Linked DNA regions of Mus musculus: region 2 is linked to region 1. A link is a loop called in an ENCODE intact Hi-C map of the cell type or tissue named here. Cell type or tissue: heart. All regions are shown on one strand. Links, peaks and the distances in the headings refer to the core of each region. The heading gives the core; the rest is flanking DNA.

The links. Peaks named below come from ENCODE experiments on the same cell type or tissue, not always from the same donor. Only the 100,000 strongest peaks of a DNase experiment are listed, where the experiment ranks them.
Region 2: a loop joins it to region 1, with 4 times the contacts of the local background. A loop is called at or near these places in 13 of 42 quality-filtered maps.

What each region holds. Positions count from the first base shown.
Region 1 is chr7:102,060,247-102,068,578 of GRCm38, reverse strand. Rnf121 (ring finger protein 121) reads left to right here and starts at 3,414. Exons shown (of 9, transcript NM_029211.3): 1 at 3,414-3,513. The coding sequence starts at 3,451. Xntrpc (Xndc1-transient receptor potential cation channel, subfamily C, member 2 readthrough) reads right to left here and starts at 3,088. Exons shown (of 22, transcript NR_104582.1): 1 at 2,775-3,088. Xndc1 (Xrcc1 N-terminal domain containing 1) reads right to left here and starts at 3,088. Exons shown (of 11, transcript NM_001286689.1): 1 at 2,775-3,088. In heart, for the core only: no CTCF peak of the experiment used is centred there; DNase peaks (open chromatin) are centred at 2,838 and 3,378; H3K4me3 peaks cover 3,133 bases; H3K27ac peaks cover 2,265 bases.
Region 2 is chr7:101,929,331-101,937,662 of GRCm38, reverse strand. It overlaps a transcript of Lrrc51 not described here and a transcript of Numa1 not described here. Among named protein-coding and RNA genes, the nearest start is that of Lrrc51, 12 kb to the right of the region's middle. In heart, for the core only: no CTCF peak of the experiment used is centred there; a DNase peak (open chromatin) is centred at 3,692; H3K4me3 peaks cover 2,661 bases; H3K27ac peaks cover 1,407 bases.

The DNA.
Region 1 (8,332 bases), core at 22-8,021:
TTGAACCAGTCAGCCTGGGGAGGAGTTTGAGCTAGGACAGCTGAGTTTAACCAGCCAGCCAGAGCTCAGAAAGAACGAGAAAAGATGAGCTTCTTACTCAGGAGTAAATAGCGGAGGCTGAAAATATTCTAGGCCCAGATAAGGGTTGTACAGATGCTAGAAGCTTCCAGGACGAAGCCTAGGTTAGCAGAGGGAGGTAGTAAGCCTCAGAGACAAGCACTACAGGAAAAAAAAAATATTTGTACAGGGCTAGCCTGGGCAACATAGGAAGAACTTATCCATAAATAAATAAGCACACATTTTCTTTCTTTCTTTCTTTCTTTCTTTCTTTCTTTCTTTCTTTCTTTCTTTCTTTCTTTCTTTCTTTCTTTTTTCTTTTGGTTTGTTGAGACAGGGTTTGTCTGTGTAGCCCTGGCTGTCCTGGAACTCACTCTGTAGACCAGGCTGTCCTTGAACTCAGAGATCCACCTGCCTCTGCCTCCCAAGTGCTGGGATTAAAGGCATGTGCCACCACTGGCCCGTTTCATCTGGGTATTTTAGTTGGTCTTTTGCTAAACTTTTTTGGGTTTGCTTTGTTTTGTTTTTGTTTTTTTGAGACACAATCTCACTTTGTAGCCCAGGCAAGTCTAGAACTTACTATGTGGCACAGGCTGATCCTGAACTCATGGCAACTCTGCTCAGTGTTGTGATTATAAGCGTGAGCCACCATACACAGCTCAGAAACGTTTTAGGAGTGCGCTCCTATGTACTCACAAGGCCCATGATGGCAGGTGCCCTCTCTCATTCTCCCCTTTGCTTTCTGAGTCAGGAGCTCCTGACTCTCACATAACCTAGCTCAAAGATTGGCTAGGAGGGCTTGCCAGCAAATCCCCCAGGACCTCCTCTCTCTACTTCCCAGTGTTGTTGAGGTTACAGGCACCACCACCTGCTGCTGTGCTTTTTTTTTTTTTTTAAATACTGTCTTGGCTAGAACTTAGAACTTGCTATGCAGCCCAGGTTGGCCCCTGCCTCCTGGATGCAGGATTAAAGGGTTTCATCACTACAGCCAGCCTCCTGGCATTTCTATGTGGGTGCTGGGGATCTGAATTCAGGCTCTGCACACACCAAAAAAACCATACTTCATTCACTCAATCAGCTCTCCAGACTAAAATTTTATTTATTAGGGCTTTTCAAGGCAGGGTTTCCCTGTAGAGCAGCTCTGATCGTCCTGGAACTGTAACTGTAAACCTGGAACTGTAAACCAGGTATCTAAACTCACAGCGAATCACCTAGCTCTACCTACCAAGTGCAGGGATTAAAGGAATGCCCCACCACGCTTGGACTAGGTTAAAACTTTAAATATCTGCAAAAACACAAGAAAGTAAATGAACTCTTATGTATTTATCATTCAGGTTCAATAATTCATTAGTAACAAGTGTTTAATGATATCTGAATGTCTTTAGGTAAGGGTCTCTCAAGATTCTTTTTTTTTAAAAGACACGATCTTGCTACATAGTCCTTGCTGACCTTGTATTTGCTATGTAACCCAAGCTAGCCGGTATTTTTTATTAAATTTATTTATTTATTTATTTTGGTTTTTTTCAAGACAGGGTTTCTCTGTGTAGTCCTGGCTGTCCTGGAACTCACTCTGTAGACCAGGCTGGCCTCGAACTCAGAAATCCGCCTGCCTCTGCCTCCCAAGTGCTGGGATTAAAGGTGTGCGCCACCATGCCTGGTTAAATTTATTTTTTACATTTATTTGTGTGTGGGTGGATGTGCAGGGGTCAGAAGAGAGCTTGCAGAGTCAGATTCTCCCTCCACCATACGAGTTCTGGAGACGGAATGCACGCCACTAGGCTTGGTAGCAACTGCCTTTTCCCACTGAGCCATCTTTTCTCCCCCCAACCCACCCCGAGGATTTATATTTTATGTGTAAGAATATTTTGCCTGCATGCACATATATGTACTACCTGTGTGCCTAGTGCTGGAGGAAGCCAGAAGAGGGTGTCAGATCTTCTGGAAATGGAGTTCCAAACGATTTTGAACTGTCACGTGAGTGTTGGGAACTCAACCTGGGTCTCCTGAAAAAGCTCTCTTAATCTTCGAGCCATACCTCCAGCTCCAACACTGAGCCATCTTGCTGGTCCCCAAGAAAGTATTTTTGAGATGAAGTTCTTACTGTGTTGTTTAGCCCAACCCTTAACTCCAGATCCTTCTGCCTCCCAAATGTTGGTATCTCAGGCATTATGCTCATGCCAGGGCTGTCTTGATCTAGTAATTTCGCCTCAGATCTGACTTTTTCTTCAATATCCTACTCATATAATTCCATGAATCCTAACTCATTTCTAGCCACAGTGGCTTTCCAATCTATCATCGCTTAAGTTTTCTTCCTATCTTCTCATGCTATTTCTTCTGCTTGGAATACTTGCTCTCTTTAAAACGTCACACACATGCTCGTCTTAATCAAAGCAACAGCTCCATTCTGCTAATTCTTACTTAATATTTAACAAGTGCCTCCCCAGTAACAACTATATGGTTATGTCTTGACAAGGTTGTGAGCTCCTGGAGAACAGGTTTTTTGTTTGACTCATTCTTACTTACATATCTAACGTAAAAGGAAGAAACACCCAGATGATTAGCAATTATCTGCTACTTACTGAGGTCCCATTTGATTCTTAAACGCTCAGATTCTGAGGCTTAAAACTCCGGAACCGGGTGCTCTGTTCGTTTTCTTGTTGGCCACCCTCCTCCCTTTCACTACTTCTCTCCAGATGACAAATCCCAACCCTTCTCACCCGAGTTCGTAAACTTTACGTCGTGGTAGCCTCAGCTCCGGAGCTCCGGATCTTATTCTCCCGCCAATTCCGTTCCGTGACCTCCGCCTTCTGGCCCCAAGCCTTTCTACTGTAGGAACGGGTTTTGAGTCCTACGGGAGCCGCTTTTTCTGAAAGACGACTTCCAAGAGGAAATACAGCAGTTACTACATCTAAAAACAAAATAACAAAACCCCGCGTGCGTGTATATATATATTTTTTCTTTTTTTTTTACACGCTCCAGTCCGCCCTTAGCGAGTGGGACTTAAATTTCCGGGTCGGACTCAGTGCAGCATGGGAAATGTAGTTCTTAGTGCACACGCGTCTCTGCTCGTGTCCTAAGCGAGGGAGTGTCGCGAAATTTGCGCATTCAGGGACTCTCCCTTTTCCTCTCCACAGTGCGGACTGGTGCCATGTTTACAATGAAATAGTTCAAGAACAACTTTTCGTTTTCCGAGAACGCTCTCCTGCTGAAGCTTGGCAGCGCACGAGTCGCCCCTTCTTAATTCCGAAGGAGCAGGTAGACGGTCTCTAGGTTCCTCACAGGCATCCGCCGGTCTTGCTGCTCCGCCCAGGCCGCGCCTCCGATTGGCTACAAGCGCTTGAGCGGCGGAAGCAGCTGGCTCGCGGGGGACCGGGGTGGGGGCCGGCCGTGAAGATGGCGGCAGTGGTGGAGGTGGAGGTTGGAGGAGGTGCTCTTGCGGAAAGGGAGCTAGATGAGGTAAGAGGAATTGAGAGACAAGAAAGGAAAGGCAGCTTGGAAGTGGAGGGAGAGGAAGTGAGGGATGGGAGCCGGAGGTCCTGGGAGAAACAGGAAAGATCTTGAGGAAAAGGGAGCTGACGGGGAGGCGGGTTTTCTGTGAGGGAAATCTGAGGGCTTCTGACTCAGGGACCCCGAGGCGTTCATGGTGAAGTAGGTTGGCAGTAGCTTTAAGGGTGGTGATGAAGGGCAGGGCAGAGGCTAGGGAGAGACGTTAAAGATTTTGAGGTAATTAAGACGGAGGTCCAAGGTAGGCTCTGGGGCTAAGAGGTAGCATTAATTGGAGGGGCGTGGACTTTTCTGTAAGGCAAGGCCGAGGCTTTCACTGTGGGAAAGGACTACCAGCTTGATGTGGAGGTTGGGGACACAATGCTAATATACTAGTATTACAGCTTTTAATTATAGGCAGGAACCATCTTATTCTTATATTTGAAGGTTTGTACATATCGCATGTTCAGTAAAGTTTTGGTCAACGAATGAATGAATGAATGAATGATTGTGAATGAATGAACAGTCATGTAGCAGAAACAGTCCATTTTGCTCACTGAACCAACATTTTTAGTTCTGTGACAAGACCTGGGTTAAGTGTTTGGAACTCAAGAGACCTTCCTCTTGTAAAGTCTACAGTGTCGTTATGGGATAAGAAGAGACATTGCATTATGTGTATTGTGGTTCCGAGAAGAGAGCCAGGGAAAGTTTTCCAGTTGTTGAATGGTTTTCTACTTCATATTCTTATTCTCGTTCATCCTCCCCGCCCCCTCCTCTCTCACCGGTCCCTTCAAGGTGAACTTGAAAAGGTATGAACCCTTTATCTACTAGGCGTTTAGCAATCTAGGTATTGAATTACTAGTGGTCCTTGAAGGAGACATTGAGCTTGAAAGAAATGAAAAGTCCTGGGCTCTGAAGGAAAGTACGAAGGTAAGCGATAAGGAGCAATCTGAGGCCAAGTGGTCAGTGGTAGTGTCGAGTTGCTTTGTGGTCTTCTGTGTGCCAGCGTATGGATAGAGATAACACCGGAGGACTAGGAGAGTGAGTAGTGATTGTCAGGGAGAGTCTCTTCCTATGTCTTTGATGTGGTTTAGATTGGTGAAGAGCCTGAGGCAAGGAGTAGGTTTAGGAATGACAGTTACTTGGTATGGTATGAGTCTAATTTGTTTTTGCTTTTGCTTTCTGGTTGGAATAAACTGAAAACACTAGACTAACAGGTAACAGGTGGCCTAGTTTCTCACTTGCCAGTTGTTAGAGACTAAAGGTGTTTGAATGGTGCTTGGTTAGAAAGGTGAAGTGGTTGTAGAAATAACTTTACAAGGCCCCTTTTAGCTTTAAGTCTCTGTGTTTACAGTTGGCAGCTATTAACTGAGGTATTTTGAATAATAAATAAGTTGCTGAAATTAAAATTTATGGTTGGTTAATTATGGCTCTTCACTGAGATGGTTTCATATGTAACTTAATTGAATATTTCTATCCCAGTCTAGCTTTTAAATGAATGAGACTTTGACTACGATTTATTTATTTAACTTTAGCACAATTACTGGGTAAATTACCCCTATCTAATTTTCTTTTTCTCTTTTTTTATTTTTTATTTTATTTTATTTTATTTATTTATTTATTTTTTTTGAGACAGGGTTTTTCTGTGTAGTCCTGGCTGTCCTGGAACTCACTCTGTAGACCAGGCTGGCCTCGAACTCAGAAATCCGCCTGCCTCTGCCTTCCAAGTGTTGGGATTAAAGACATGTGCCACCACTGCCTGGCCCTGTCTAGTTTTCTAATGGCTCGACTGGCTACATCCCCAACTCTGCTCCCCAAATACTTGCTGTTTGAGTCTTCCCGAAGGGTTATTTCAGCTCCAGCAATTTTGGGTTCATGTTCTTGGTCCGTCGTGGCTAGTGGAGACCTCCTCTTTCCTGTCTTCTCTCTCTCTCCTTTCTCCTCTTCATCCCTAGCTGTGACCTCTGCCTGGTAACTTAAACCCTGCCTCCTCCTATTTTCCCCAGTAATTGGCTAGCCCCAGTTTTATTTAGCCAATAGTTTTAAATTAGAGAGCAAGGTTTTCACAGCAAAGACTGGTGTACATGGGAATTTTCTCACTTTGAGGCAGCCAGATCTTGGGGTACAGAATTTAGTATTTGAATACATAGCAGCACCAGACCATTCATATATCTGACTTTTTGGAGACATGCTGTCACTGAACTCTGCCCTTTTTCTCTCCTTTTCTCTCTTGTGAGTGCTGGAGTTATATGAGTGTGCCACTGATGCCCGGCTACGTTTTGACTTTCTGCTTCTTAGTGTTTTAAGGATTTAAGTAATATTAGTTGGATGATACATATTTCAGTGTTAGGTCTACAGGTCAACTTTACATGAAGCCACTAACATCCATCCCAGAACCCTTGTTGCTTATTTTCCAAGAAAGAATATATCCTTGTTGTGAGGAAATTCTGTGTGAACTGGTTGTGTTCTTTTCCTTATGAGTTTAAAAAAGTAACTTGAGAAGCAGGAAGTTATCATGAAGCTCTAGAAAGAAGGATCTGACAGATCTCAGTTTGTGTGCCTTCTACCAGTGTCTCCTCTGTTTGTGCTCAAGCTTTCCCTAGTCAATGAATGATAAGGTGACCTATATCATTAATATGTAACTACGGGAGTTTACTGTATGTCATGCCTTGGGAATTCAAAGGTGAGTAAAACAGGATCTTTATCAGTTTACAGTCCAGTGGGTAGATATGCAAATAGGCCATTACAAAGCTAGTAAGTAAGTGTTGGGATGTTTGTGTTCTTGTGCCTGTGTGTGAGACAAGTGCAGTGAGGCACAAGAAACAACCCTAAAGTTGGTTACGGGAAGTCATGATAGAAATGGAAATAGCTGAAAGACTAAAGATTTAACCTACCATAAAAAGCTGTGATTTGCATGTAGATCAGTGTTGCTTTCTTCCTGAACTTTCTGCCTGCCTGACACCCCTTATTCTGGAGTCCAGGCTGGAAAAGAATAATGAGGAGCCTGGTTAAGATGGGCGTGATGCACTTTGGAAGAAGGCACATGCTGTGATTTATTCTTCAGAATATTATGTCTATATTTTCCAAAATCAGATGTCATTAGTACATGCGTAGTCTGGAATAGCAGTTCCATCTTTTGGTCTGGCTAATAACTTCTTCTGCCTTGGAGAGCAGGATAGAAAGATGGGCTTAGGGTAGAACTACCTGTGGAAACAGCACTGTTGATGGAATCTTTAAGACAGCTACCATTTAAGGTCTTTACCTTGGTTATCTCATTTATTACTTACAGAAGCCATGTGCTACTTTGTTAGATGCTACTTTGTCTTTTCTTTAAAAAGGATCGATTTTAATTCATGTGTATGTGTGCATGCATACAAATGTATGGGTATCTGTGGGGTCCAGAAGAAGGTGTCAGATCCCTTGGAGCTGGAGTTACACGTGGTTGTAAAGTACCCAATATGTGTGCTGGTCCTCTGCAAGAGCAATGTGTGCTCTTAGCCACTGAGCTATCTTTCTAACCCCAGCTCTGTTTTTACATTTTCTTTTGAGATAAGGTCTTGATAAGTTTCCTAGGTTGGTGTTATACTCAGAATCCTCTTGTCTCAGTTTCCCGAGCAGCTGGGATTACAAGCATGCACATCATGCCTGGCAAACTACCCCTTTTAAATTAAAAAAAAAAAAAATTCTTGAAGCAGTATAAATATCCTTGAGGATCATAATGAATGTCAATCAAGAGTGTTGTCTTTTATTAGTTTACTGATACCTTGATCTTTAATTTACTGATAAATTGATCATGTTAAATTCTTGGTTATAAAGAGTTACTGCCACAAATGAGTAATTTACATGTTGTGGGCCCTAGTTTCTGTCTGTCTGTTTATCTATCTTGACACAGAGTCTCAGGTAGACCGGGCTGGCCTCAGACTCAGTGTATACCCAAGAATGACCTGGAACCCCTGTATATTGAAAACCTTTTCCTTTCTAAGTCCTAATCTGTCCTTTAGGGTTCTAGCCAAGCGTTTCCTGGCTTCTGGGACTTTTATGACTTTACCCTTTGCCTTTTGTTTATTTTTGTGTTGAAACAGGGCCTTTTTATGTATCCCACACTGGCCTTGAATTCTCCTGCCTCAGCTTCTTGTGTGCTGAGATTACAGGCATGTATTACCATATGCAGCTTTCCCCCGATTTTCATCATATTCTGAGGTTTATTCTTTTTTTTTTTCAAGACAGGGTTTGTCTGTGTAGCCCTGGCTGTCCTGGAACTCACTCTGTAGACCTGGCTGGCCTTGAATTCAGAAATCTGCCTGCCTCTGCCTCCCGAGTGCTGGGATTAAAGGTGTACGACACCACTGCCCGTTTTTTTTTGTTGTTGTTGTTGTTGTTTTTTGGGGTTTTTTTGTTTTTGTTTTGTTTTGTTTTGGTTTGGTTTGGTTTTGGTTTTTCAAGACAGGGTTTCTCTGTGTAGCCCTGGCTGTCGTGGAACTCACTTTGTAGACCAGCCTGACCTCGAACTCAGAAATCCGCCCGCCTCTGCCTTCCGAGTGCTGGGATTAAAGGCGTGCACCACCAAGCCCCACAGTTTTTTTTTTTTTTTTCTTTTCTTTATAAATATCTTTTTTTTTTTTTGAGACAGGATCTTGGTGTGAAGCCCTGGCTGCATTGAACTTGACATGTAAACTAAACTGGTCTTGAACTTTGACCAGTCCTCTGCCTCAGCATGCTGGGGTCACAGATGTGTGTCACCATGCTGAGCTTCTGCATCAGATTTCTGTGTGCTAGTCACTATTCTATGCCC
Region 2 (8,332 bases), core at 262-8,261, 130 kb after region 1:
TTCAAACCATGGTCTTAGAGGATGGAAACAGAGAGGAAGAGTAGGGGGATGGGGTTAAGACCCCCTCCCCAGCCCAGGGGAACCCACCAGCCTCTTTGTAGATAGTGGAGCTCAACGTTCTGTCTTGCTGAAGCCTGAAGGTGAAGTCTCTTCAAAGAAACCCTGGGTCCAAGGGCAATAGGAATTCAACAATACTCATGAACTACATGAAGAACAGTGGACTCGGGAGTGGGCAGGGTACTTGTTTACACAAATGCTTCTAACCTTCTTGGGGAGAGATATGTTGACAAAAATGAGGGCACAACTACATTTCTCCCCAGAGGGAGCCAAACTATTAGATTCATCGGGGAAGCCTACTCATGTCCTAACCACCACTCTGGCTGGACAGTACCAGTTGGGTTTTTAGACCTCCCCACCTCAGAGGATGAGTTACCATTTGGTTAGATCGCTTCCCCAATGCTGGGGCAGAGACAGGAGGAGTTGGTACAGCTAATCATCGGACCCCAATTTGGATTGAGCTCAAACAGGGGGTAGAGCCTGTACAGTTCCAACAGTACCCCATGCCCCTGATGGCCAGGGAAGGTATAACCCCCCATATCAAGAGACTATTAAATTCGGGAACCCTGAGACTATCTCAATTAGCCTGAACACTCCCCTCCTGCCAATCAAGAAGCCTGGAACTAATGATTATAGACTGGTACAAGACTTAAGAGAGGTAAACAAGCAGCTTAATGGATATCTACCCAACAGTCCCTAATCCCTACACCCTCTTGAGTGTTCTTCCTCCTGAGTGCCAATGATATACAGTGCTGGATTTAAAGAATGCTTTCTTCAGCTTACCCTTGGCGCCCAAGACCTTTGCCTTTGAATGGCACGATCCAGAGCTTAGGATTAGCAGACAGCTGACTTGGACCCATCTGCCCCAAGGATTTAAAATCTCGCCTACCATCTTTGATGAGGCCCACCATGAGGCTCTGAGTACAGAACCCAGCACCCTAACTCTTTTACAGCAGAGACAAAACAAGAATGTCTGAAAGGAACCCAAGATTCCCCACCAGGTAAGGGAATTCTTGGGGTCTGCTGGATTCTGCAGACTATGGGTAGCAGTTTTACAAAAATAGATAAGCCACTATATGAAGCCACCAAAGCCCCCCCCCCCCATAGCTTTGGGTAAACAGAGAAACATCAGAAAGCCTTCGACACCTTAAAGAAGGCCTTAATTTCTGCACCAGCCTTGGAGTTGCCAGATGTGACTACGCCCATCTCTTTGTGGAAGAAAGATCTGGGATAGTAAAAAGGGGTACTGAATCAGACTCTTGGGCCCTGGTGTCATCTAGTGGCCTACTTCTCAAAGAAATCAGACCTGGTAGCCGGTCAAGGACGCTGACAAACTGTCATTTGGCCAGAGCCTAACCAGCACCACACTTCATCCTATCGAAAAGATATTTAAACAGCACCCTCCAAACCCCGATAGATGGCTCACCAACTCCAGAATGACTCATTGCCAGTCTCTCCTCTTAAACACCCCTAGAATATAAAGGGTTTTTTCAGGCCCCAACTTCCCTAAACCCAGCTACCCTGCTGCCTGACCCAGACCTCAACAGGCCACTGCATGATTGCTTGGACATTCTGGCCCATATCCAGACCAGATCTTCAAGACACCCCTTTGATGGATGCAGAGATAACATGGTTCACCAATGGTACTAGCTTCATTCAGGAGGATCAGAGGTATGCTGCGGCAGCAGTGGTCTCAAACACTGAGATCATATGGGCAGAGCCACTCCAGGCTGAAACATCAGCCCAGAAAGCTGAATAGCTCTAACCAAAGCGTTAAGAGTTGGGAAAAGACGAGAGACTTAATATTACAGATAGCCTGTATGCCTTTGCTACCGATCATATCCACAAGGCTATTTATAGGGAGAGAGGCCTTCTGATGACAGAGAAAAGACTATCAAAAATAAAGAAGAAATCCTCTCCCTACTAAGGGCCCTATGGGGGCCTTAACAGTTGTCTATCATCCACTGTCCGGGGCATCAAAACGAAAAAGACTGCATCTCAGAGGGCAACTTGACAAAGCAGATGAAACAGCCCAGCAGGTGGCCCTAGAAATTAGATTGATTAAATCGTGCTTGATTGCCCTAGACCCAGGAGACCCCATACTCTCCAACCAGCCCACATATACTACATAGGATGTGATCTGGACCAGGAACCTACCTATGTCTCAGTGTCATAGGGACAGTGGAGGACGGCAAATGAGGAAATGAGTAAGCTAGGCTTCTATTGCCCTAAGCCCAAGAAAATGCAACATTCCAAGACATACAGTAATGACCATGACATACTCAAATCTTGAGTAGCCATCAGGACAAATATATATTCACTACCTAAAAGGGCAGACAAATACGGGAAAAGATTCTAATAAAACAGATGACGGCCGGACGTGGTGGCGCACGCCTTTAATCCCAGCACTTGGGAGGCAGAGGCAGGTGAATTTCTGAGTTCGAGGCCAGCCTGGTCTACAGAGTGAGTTCCAGGACAGCCAGGGCTACACAGAGAAACCCTGTCTCAAAAAAACAAAAACAAAACAAGAGTAGCATCTTGTATCCTACTTACAGGGGATAAGTGGAAAGAAAAAAAACCAAAAAAAAAAAAAAAAAAAAAAAAAGAGCAAAACAGATGACAAGTGTGGCGTCGGAAGTAAGCAAAAGAGGTTACCCAGCCAGGCATGGCTCTGCACACCTTTGATCCCAGCACTTGTACCAAGGCATGGCCAGCCTGGTCCACAGAGTTCCAGGACATTCAAGACTAAAAAGAGAAACCTTGTCTTAACAAAACAAAACAAAACAAAACAAAACAAAAAACGAACAACAACATCTTACATTTGTACTTTTGAAGGGGCTTGCAAAAACAGTATTATGTGATTTGCCTCTCACATCCAAGAAGTAGGTAAGGCTGGCAAGTTCATAGTTTACATACAAAGTGCATCCCAACACAGTCCCTTCCCATCATTTATGTTCAGCGCTCAACACCCCCAGATATAACAAAACTCGAACCAACTGCAACCCTTACTAAGGTAAACATAAACCTCTGGGTCCCCACCTATAAAACATGTACAAGGTTATTAAAAAAAATTAGAAAGATGATCCTTATATACAAGCATAAAACCAGAAACACTGGAAGCTAAGAAGATGCCACTGCTGCTATCATTAACAACAAACAAGCACCTGGCGCAACAGCACCCTTAGGTACAATCCTTTGAATTGTCACAACGCCCGTGACGCCCTGCGATCCTCTGCCGCAAGCCCCCAAACAGACCCACCCCCTCAAACATTGCCGGCTCCCACAAACCTGGCCCCCTGTAGGTTCTCCTTTCCCCCTCGGTTACGGAGACCTTTCTCTCGCATCGACGTGGTCAGCACACCCCCTCTGGGCCTAGCCGTCCCCTGAGAGCACCCAGGCCGCACGCCAGCCAAGGGCCCGCGCCGGTTACCTGGCCGCGCGCTGCTCCGCCTCGAGCCCGCCGGACCACACCTCACCTCAACTTGTTTCTCGCACGGTGAAGACACGATTAGTTTAAACTATGATCCCGCCCCCTCTCGCCGCCCTCTCATTGGCCCCAGTCGGCTGTTGTTTGCCGGGCACTCTAGCGGACCCGGGAAAAGGAAGTACAAGGGCCACTGTTAAGGGAAATGGGGAGTGATACTACTTCCGGATCCCGGACTCGCCTTGAACTACAAATCCCAGCAAACCCCGCGGCTTCGGCGTCCAGCCCTGATGAACAACAAGTTCCGGGCCACACCACGAGCACGTTCAACTGAGCCGTCTAGGGCGTGTTGACTAAGGTAGTTGCTATGGGGTTGCGCTGAGTAACTCTTCAGGTAGTGAGACGCTGAAGCCGGAGGGTAAGCGACTGCGGGTGAGTTGGGAGGGAGAACGGGAAAACTTGTAGGACGCTAGAGCTCTCTGAAAGGGGAGGAACTCCACAAAAGGAATAAGAACTTTCCCAAACGGAGACCTGAGATTCTCCCCAAACCCTCGTTCCTCTTCACGAGTGAACACAACACTCAAATAAACTGCGGGATTATGGCTATCATACCCATACATATTTTGACGGTGCTTAGGAGCGCCTCAGCGCAAGAATGGCGCTTTCCCAGTAAGGGTGCCTCAAGTCCCAGACACGGGGAAATCAGAAACGCCCTCGGGCATGCTTGACATGACACATCAGAGTAATTCGCAGTCCTTGGTTTCTGGAGATGTAGAAAATGACACGGGGCTTTTTAACTCTTCCAAGCAAGAAGACCCTTTTCAGAGAACCACCAGATTCCTCGTATCCACACATATATGTGTGCCGTCTGTAAATTAGCCTCTTCTTCCTACACCTAAAACTTTATCCTAAGCCTGACAAGCTTCTGGAAGCTAGAGTTTAGATCTTCATTTCTTCCACATTTCTCAAAAAAGATTTAGCACATTTAGTAACTTACCAAGTTTTTTTTTTACAGCCTCTCTTTTTCTTTTAAAACAACTCTATGAATCAGTGATATTTCTATTTCACAGATCAAAAAACTGAAACCCAGAGATAAGTGACTTGCCCAAGGCCACTATTGACAACACTAGAAGTAGATTCCACTTCTTTAAGATCAAACCATTTCCATTTAGCTTGAATTGGCTGCATCCCAGGGATTCTGTTAAACTGTCCAAGGGAAAATGAACCTGTATGACCGTCCTGAGTTCTTTACACTTCAACATGAATCAGTTTCAAATCCATCCTTGAAATTATTAATGAAGAAAGGAAACTGAAAGAAATGGGAATCAGACATGTTTAAACAAAGCAAGAAACAGCTGCCAGGAAACCTGAGGTCTGAAGCTGCCCTTGGTACACTTACTATTATAAAGTTCTTCTGTGCTGTCTTGTGTGCCAACCTCACTATACCCTCTGAGGACTCATTCACAGCCACACCTTTATTTGCCACCTGCATGTCTCCAGCCAAGCCTTCTCTTAAATTCCAGATCTGTATAACCAATCCTGTCCTTGACATATCCTCCAGGATATATTTGAGGCATGTCAAGTTCAGTATTCCTCTGTGCACTCTGATCCTCTCTACCCAGCCTGGGTCTCACCCAGTATTCCCACAATGTATCCAAGTCAAATCCCCAAGTATTATCCTTAATAACCCTTCCATTTCTAATGTAATCCATTTAATACCTAAATGTCTTTTTTCTTATTGTGGATTTCATACATGCACATGTCTTGATACAATCTACCTTCCCTCATTCCCTCACCTCCAAAGGTGGCGACCTCACCTCATGTTAGGCCCCTAAAATGTCTTTAAAAACAAAACAAACAAACAAACAAAAAACGAATGGCAGTGGTGGTGCATGCTTTTAATTCCAGCACTTGGGAGGCAGAGGCAGGCAAATTTCTTGAGTTCGAGGCCAGCCTGGTCTACAGAGTGAGTTCCAGGACAGTCAGGGCTACATAGAGAAACCCTGTCTCAAAAAACCAAAACAAAAATACAAAAAACAAATTCACAGAGATCCATTCACCAAGTACTGGCATTAAAGATATATACCACCACACCTAAATGTCATCTCTTCTTCCTCCTCCTCCTTTTTTGAGACAGGGTTTCTCTGTGTAGCCCTGGCTGTCCTGGAACTCCCTCTGTAGACCAGGCTGACCTCAGACTCACCAATGTGGGTGCTAGGAATTGAACTCTGGCCCTCTGCAAGAGCACCAAGTGATCTTGGCTGAGCCATCTCTCCATCTCCCACTGTTTTGTTTTGTTTTTCTTTTAAAGACATGGTCTTTTATATCCTGGCTGTCTTCAAATTTGTGCCCATCCTGCCTCTGACTCCTAACTGTAAATAATTTGTATTCAGTCCTAGCTACCATCCTGTCCTTCCTGCATACCCTTCCAGATACTTCGTATACTTCAACCAAAATAATTTTTTAAAATGAAAATCTGTTCTTGTTCACTCTCCTTACCTGAAATTCAATATATACCCTGTAGCTTCCTTCTGCTTTTAGAATAAAGAAGCGTGTCAGGGTGCCTCTGCCACCTCTCCAGCCTGTGCTCTAACTATACACACTCCTTTTTTTCCATTCTAGTTTATATCACTTTAAGGTCTTCCAAATTTCTGAGCACACACTAGAACAGTCACCATGGAGACATGGCCTTTGCCCACACCTTGTAAGACATGCTTGTCTTTTTTTGTGGGTAGTGGGTGGTGAAAGCCAACCCATATGTGCTAAGTATCTTCCGACTCTCAGCTACATCCCAAGCCTCTGGGATGCTCATCGTTTCCTCCTATTATCACACCTTTTGCCTATATCCTCCGGGTCTCTCGGTCACTTCTTCAGAAATGACTGGGTCAGGCCTCTCCAGTATAGTGCCTCGTGTCCCCCTCTGTCATTTATTCGGTTGTAGCAGTCGGGTGGTGAGTGTACTATGACATCCAACCATGAGACAAACATGGTTCCTGACCTGCTGGAGTTTTTGGTCAGGTAGACTGTGAACAGATAGTGTGTTCTCAACACTACCATGGCAAGAAGGATAGTGTATGGTGAGAGCCAAGTAGAAAGATTATAGATCCGGATTTGGGGATGAGGAAACATTTCTCAGAAAAGTTCAAACTGGAGCTAGCTCCCAAAGTATAAATAACAAGGGGAAAGTTGAAAGAAACTACAACATTCCAAGCAGATCAGCCTGGAAAGGGAAACTTTCAGAGAGGCAGGCCCATGAGAGTGTGGGGACCTGGCTGTGAGTTGTCGGATTTGGCTGATTGCAGAATTAGTGAGGATAAGAGATAAGAGTCCACAGGCAGGAGCCAAGTTGTCCTTGGGCTTTTCTTTAGCACCTGGGGATAGAATCTTCCAGAAAATGTTAGCTGTGTAGCCAGTTTAGCCAGTTTTTTATGGCATTCTTTGATTTCCCCCCCCCCCCAACCCAGAGACAGCCATCTTTGAGCTAGGCTGTCAGTCTCATATCAGCTCTCCTCATCTGACCATTGTTCCAAGCCTTCTTTCAAAACATGCTTAAGAAAGGGCAGAAATGGGGGGGGGGATAAAAAAATAAAAATAAAGGGCAGAAACTCAGGGCAGTGGTGGCACATGCCTTTAATTCCAGCACTTGAGAGGCAGAGGCAGGCAGATTTCTGAGTTTGAGGCCAGCCTGGTCTACAGAGTGAGTTCCAGGACAGCCAGGACTAACAGAGAAACCCTATCTCTAAAAAACCAAAAAAAAAAAAAAAAAAAAAAAAAAAAAAAAAAAAAGGAGGGGGGACAGAAACTGGCTAGCAATAAAACAGATTCAAATTCTTACTAATTCTCCAAACTGGGAATTTTTGTCAACATATTGTTAAATGAACAATAAAGTTAAAAATATCATGTATACTATGTACCACTTAGCTATTTAAAAAGTTAAGAGGAATATACAGGAATTTGAAAAGACAAAAAAAAAATAATGATTTACAAAGAAATATCCAGAGTTTATTTTTAAAGACCTAGTGTCTTTTACATGTATTCTAGGAAGTAACAAACTCTGTGGAAATTAAGACTTGTTCCTGCATCTGCTTGTACATGTATTTTTTAAAAATATATATCATTTATTTAATGTATATGAATACACTGTAGATGTCTTCAAACACACCAGAAGATGGCATTGGATCCCATTACAGATGATTATGAGTCACCATGTAGTAGCTGGGAATTGAACTCAGGACCTCTGGAAGAGCAGTCAGTGCTCCTAACTGCTGAGCTATCTCTCCAGGTCTACTTGTACATCTTCCTGTTGTTTTATTTGATGTCAGCTATCATATTAACAGCTGTAGGTTCGTTTTGTTTTTGTTTCTCTGAGACAAGATTTGTCTGTGTAGCCCTGGCTTTCCTAGAACTCCCTCTATAGATTGGGCTCACCTCAAACTCAGAGATCTGCCTGCCACTGCCTCCTTAGTGCTGGGATTAAAAGTGGGTGCCCCACTGCCAGCAACATGTACATTTTTTTAAATTAAATTTTGAAAACTTCCAATTCAAAACAAGTGTACCCTTAACCCTGTCATTGGTCAGATCAGTGAATCAGCTGGTGAGAGGAACACCACCTGAAGAGTCTTCACTCAGAAGAGTGGCTGGGAAAGTGCCTGCCTGAGGGCAGCTGCAGGTCTGAGGAAGGTGGCATCCCACCTGGGAGTCTGCTATTCTTCCTGACACACTTAAGCCTTCATTTATCCCCCCCTTTTTTTTTTAATATTTCTTTATTTATTTTATGTATGTAAGTCCACTGTAGCTGTGCAGATGGTTGTGAGCCTTCATGTGGTTGTTGGGAATTGAATTTTTAGGACC